Regions from separate parts of the Homo sapiens genome. Here region 1 is linked to region 2. Evidence: read pairs that join two places in POLR2A ChIA-PET (ENCODE). Cell type or tissue: K562. All regions are shown on one strand.

What was found. Peaks named below come from ENCODE experiments on the same cell type or tissue, not always from the same donor. Only the 100,000 strongest peaks of a DNase experiment are listed, where the experiment ranks them.
Region 1: POLR2A ChIA-PET joins it to region 2 with 5 read pairs; 2 of 35 experiments call an interaction of 5 or more read pairs at or near these places.

Annotation. Positions count from the first base shown.
Region 1 is chr11:66,099,915-66,102,414 of GRCh38, reverse strand. The region is part of intron 1 of PACS1 (phosphofurin acidic cluster sorting protein 1); the gene reads right to left. Among named protein-coding and RNA genes, the nearest start is that of PACS1, 31 kb to the right of the region's middle. RefSeq lists a silencer at 1,362-1,441 and enhancers at 1,812-1,911, 1,084-1,991, 2,012-2,081, 1,992-2,500. In K562, no CTCF peak of the experiment used is centred here; no DNase peak of the experiment used is centred here.
Region 2 is chr11:66,560,666-66,563,165 of GRCh38, reverse strand. It overlaps ACTN3 (actinin alpha 3), which reads right to left. Exons shown (of 21, transcript NM_001104.4): 15 at 2,411-2,500; 16 at 1,805-1,939; 17 at 1,529-1,708; 18 at 998-1,144; 19 at 844-909; 20 at 212-370; 21 at 1-131. Among named protein-coding and RNA genes, the nearest start is that of CTSF, 6.7 kb to the left of the region's middle. In K562, no CTCF peak of the experiment used is centred here; a DNase peak (open chromatin) is centred at 1,265.

The DNA of each region.
Region 1 (2,500 bases), 460 kb after region 2:
AGGCGGAGGTTGCAGTGAGCCGAGATCGCACCACTGCCCTCCAGCCTGGGTGAGAGAGTGAGACCCGTCTCAAAATAAAAAATAAAATAATAATAATAATAATAATAATAGTAAATCCGATGGATGCAGAGTGGTTATCAGGGTCAGAATCACGTGTCTGTCCTGTTCATTCTGCATCCCTTTTCTAGCTGTACTGTGGATCTCCTCTGTAACATAAAAGGGGCAAATAAATCCTTCTTCAGCCATTCAATTGAACTAATTATTACACGTGGCCTAGGTTGGTTTGACTTGGAGAAGAGATCAAGGATGTTCCCATCAGGTAGCTCTGGTTTCAAATTTTAAATGCCTTCAATGCCTCAGAAAGACTAGCAAACTCACATTGTTATATTTAGCAAAAGATTCCTTCAGCCCACACCATATAAAATGAAAATAAAAACTCTCCTTCTAAAAAACTGGCAGCTTTTTAAAGATCAGAACTTAATGCATCAAGTATAAATACACTGGACCCTGGTCTGGAATGAAAATATTTCAGTCACTGTCTGGGCCCACCACTAACAGCAAGTGATGCTAAGCGAGACAGAGCTCTCCCCCCAGTAACCGTCTCCCTTTATAGCTTTGTCTATCAACTCCAGTCCTATCCTTGGACTCACTCCCTGCTCCTATGTATTCAACTGCCTGGTAGGTAATTTTAGTGCATATAAAAAAATACTCATTTCCCCGCTAAAACCAACCAACACACCTCCCCACCACCATTTTCCCAACTTCCCACCCACTTCGATGACACATCAGGTTGAAGACCCCAGGAATACCTAGCACTCCTCCTCTTTCTCTTTCCTGACTACCCTTTCTTTGAAGCCTGTCCCTCTCTATTCCTACCCCGTCATGATCAAATAACCAAATCAGAAAACAGAGTATGTGCAGCATCTAAAAAGAACAAATTAGAATGAAACCTCTTGATTTATAGGGATTTCTCCAAGGTGTTCAGAAAAACAGGATGCAAAAATTAGTTTCAATGTGATTCTATTTTTTAAAAACAAGATTCCCAACCCACTGTATGTATGTGTATATACATTTCTGTATCACACAAGAATGAACAAAAGCATGAACGGACGCATACATGAGTTAGCTTGCAGCAGGGTTCTGTAAAAAGAGAAAGTGAAAAGAAAAGGAAATGGGGCAAGCATACCTATATACCAGTAGATGTAAGTGTTTAAAACTTTTAAAAAAAATGAATTAAAAATACTGAACGAATGCAACTGTACAAATGAATCTTCCATTCTTCCAGAAAATAGTATATTTTTAAATTCTGTGCCAGTCTTAAAACATATCTATAAATTCTTTAACAGTCCTCTCATGAAAAAGTGGAAACAAATTACCCTCCCCCTGAATATGGCTGGCTTTAGTGACTTCCTTCTAACCAGCAGAATGCAGTAGAAATGAGGCCATGTGACTCTCCACGCTGGAGGAGGACAGGCACTGAGGCTTCCGCCAGCTCGCTCTTGCTTGTGTGATGCCTGCCCTTGGAACCCAGCCACCGTACCGTGAGGAAGCCAAGCAGCCACGTGGAAAGGCCATAACAGGTGTTCCAGCCACAGTTCTCATGGAGGTCCCAGCTAATAGCTGGCATCAGCTGCCAGACATCACACGGTGAGGGAGACTGCACAAGATTCTAGCCTCCGCCCCTGGATGCTCCAACTTTGAACCAGCCCACCTCACTTGAGTGCCGCAGAGAGAATTGAGTATTATTGCTGAACTCTGCCCAAAGTGCAGTTTGTATGCAAAATAGTTCTTCCCTTATTTTAAGTGATAACTTTTGGAGAGACTTTTTTACACAACAGTAGATAATGGAACAAATACTACTTATGATTTTGCAGAGTAAATCGGCTTCTCGCTTTCCACCTCTATTGTCTTATGAGTCACTGTTATGAAGTTTACACGTCTGTTTTCCTGCTTCCACCTACTAGTGCTCAAGGACGCAGGGTGCTGAGGCAGGGGTGTGAGGGCACGTGCAGATGTGGTAGACAGAAGGCAAGGTCAGGGTAGGTGAAAGACCAGTTACAAGGAGCAAATAAGTAAATATACTGAGAATAGTGAAAGCCAGGTTTCTTCCAAGTACCTCTTGGAAGAGGTACTTACAAACATGCAAAGGGCTTAGGCTGGAGAGAACCCTAAAATGTTACATTGGAATTTAAGAGATCAGTCTGAATACATGGTTTTTAAGATATATAAAGAAAAAGGCAGGCGTGGTGGCCCACGCCTGTAATCCCAGCACTTTGGGAGGCCGAGGCGGGCAGATCACCTGAGGTCAGGAGTTCGAGACCAGCCTGACCAACATGGCGAGACCACGTCTCTACTAAAAATACAAAATTAGCTGGGTGTGCTGGCGGATGTCTGTAATCCCAGCTACTCAGGGGGCTGAGGGAGGAGAACTGCTTGAACCCAGGAGGCGGAGGTTGCAGTGAGCCGAGGTTGCAGCAAGCCAAGGTTGTGGTGAACCGAG
Region 2 (2,500 bases):
CTGGAGAAGGCCACGTAGTCCAGGGCTCCAGCCGGGGCCCCGGATCCCTTGTAGGGCACCATACGGCGGATGCAGTACTCGGCCTGCTTGGCAGGGAGCTCGCGCCGCAGCTCCTCGGGGGTGATGTAGTTCTGGGGAGAAGAGGCGTTGAGGACCCACAGGTCCCGTGCCCTGCCCTAGCCCACCAGCCCCTCCACCGCCTGGGACTCACCTTGTCTCCTGCCAAGATCTTGAAGGAAGCTACAACTTGCTCAGTCGTGTCAGTCTCGGCTGTCTCTCGGGTCATGAAGTCTATGAAGGCCTGGAAGGTCACCACCCCAGCTGCGTTGGGGTCCACCATGGTCATGATGCGAGCAAACTCCACTTCCCCCTGCAGGGATAGAGGCCAGGCACTATGCCCATGAGCACTAAAGCCAGGAGGGCTCCCAGTGTCCCCTCCTGGGGACTGTCCAACCTCAGCTAGCAGAGCCCCAGTAACAAGGGAGTTCCCTTCCTCCAGAGACCTTAGCCCTGGCTGTAGGAAGTCCTTTATGGTAGGCTGAAATCTGCATCCTACCCACAGCAGGAAGCAGATTTGCTCCCTGGTCCTGATTTTTTTTCCAGGGCCACACCCGTTTCTGTAGTGCTGTTTCCCTACAGGTAAAAATGTTGCAAGCTCAGACTTTGGGTCCACACAGAACTGGGTCCAAGTGAGTTTTACCTCCCTGAGCCTTGCTAGCCCCTGTGTGGATGTAGTGAAGATGCAGGGGATGGTGTATGTGAAGATGGGAGGTGCACAGTAGGTGATCAGCACAGAGGAGGGGGTACTTTGGGACTCCTGGGAAGGAGCTGGGGAGCTCTCACCAGGTCATAGCCCATGGAGATGAGGCAAGCTCGGAAGTCATCAGGCTCCATCATCCCATTCTGCTTCTGTAGGGGGTGAGTGGTTATCAGGCTTGGTCTCCAGCCTCCACCAGCCCCCAAGTGTCTTACCCCACAGGGCCAGGCCCCTGCTGACCCTGTCAAAGTGGTTGAAGGATGCTCGGAACTCGTTGAGCTGCTCCTGGCTCAGTCCCTTGGCGTCTCGGGTCAGTACCTGGTTCTCCACTTCATTGATGGTGCGGGCAATGGAGGTGAGCAGCTGCTCCCAGCCCACGCGGATGTGCTGGCGGTCAGGGGACAGGCCACTGTCAGTGGGCGGCCAGTGCCTGGCCACTGGCTCTAGCTCCACATCCAGTTCACTGAATGACCCTGGGCAAGTCCTCCCCCTCACTGGGCCTCCATCCCCATCTGGAGGCTCCACTGAGTAACCCACCCCCACCCCAGCAGTCCTTCCTGTCTTTTGATAACCAGCTATGGCCAATCTTGGCCTGGTTTTGGACGGCTTTGTGACTCTGGAAGGGTCACTTTCCATCGCTGGGTCTTAAGGGACCTGGCCAAGCTGAACTGGGGACTCTGCTGGGACACACATGCTCTGTCCAGCTGTGATCTCCCTGGGCCTCCTCAGCCAGTGCTGCCTCCCCACTCTCCTGAGAGGGTGTGATCCCACCTCCATGCTGTAGACGGTGTGCTTATTGTCGAACACCAGGCTCTCCTGCAGCAGCTGGTGGTCACCCTCCAGCCGGTCAATGTTAGTCTTGTAGTTGATAATGTTCTGCTCCTGCTGCCGTAGCCCAGCCATCTGCTCCTCCAGAGAGCCAGCTAGCCCTGCTGCCAGCCGCCCCACTTCCTGCAGGGGTTCCCAGGCAGCATGAGGGCTCCCAACTCCCTGTGGCCCAGCCCTGGCCCCATCCCCCCAGGTTGGACCCACTATCCCAGCCCTTACCTCCACCTTCGCCTGGATCCAGGGTCCAATGGCATTGGCCTGGGCCGCAAACTGTCGCCGGAGCCTCTCGTTTACCTGCTGCCGTGCCAGCTCCTCCTGCAGTGTCTGGTCACAGCTGGGCACCAGCTTTCGGACCTGGGAGGAGGGCAGTTATGCCAGAGCCAGCTCTGGGGGCTGGGAAATGGCTTTAGGGGAGATGGGCTCCAGCCCCTCAAACCTCAGCCCCTGTTGCTTTGAGCCAACTTGTCTGGGATATACGAGAAAGCTCTTGGGCAAGTCACTAACCCATGTGGGCTTCAGTTTTCTCATCTGCAAAATGGGGCTGATGGCATCATTTACTAATATGGGTGGATTTATAAAAGATGTCCACACACAAGGCTTAATTCTACTTCACATCAGTCCTGACAGGAGAATGCTGCTGTTACAGCTCATCATATACAGATGAGCCCGAGACAGGCAAGGCGATTTATCCAATCCCACGTGGAGTCTGTGGCAGACCCCACATCTGAAGATGGACTTTATTCTCCATATCTTGGGCCACCCGAGATTTCAGGGTGGTCACAGTATGCAGGAGGGGGTGGGAGGAAGGCTGCAGGTGGCACTGACCATATCCCACTTGGTGTTGATGTCCTGCGGGCTGAGGGTGATGTAGGGATTGGTGGAGCAGGGCCGCAGCCCATACGTCTGGCAGATCTT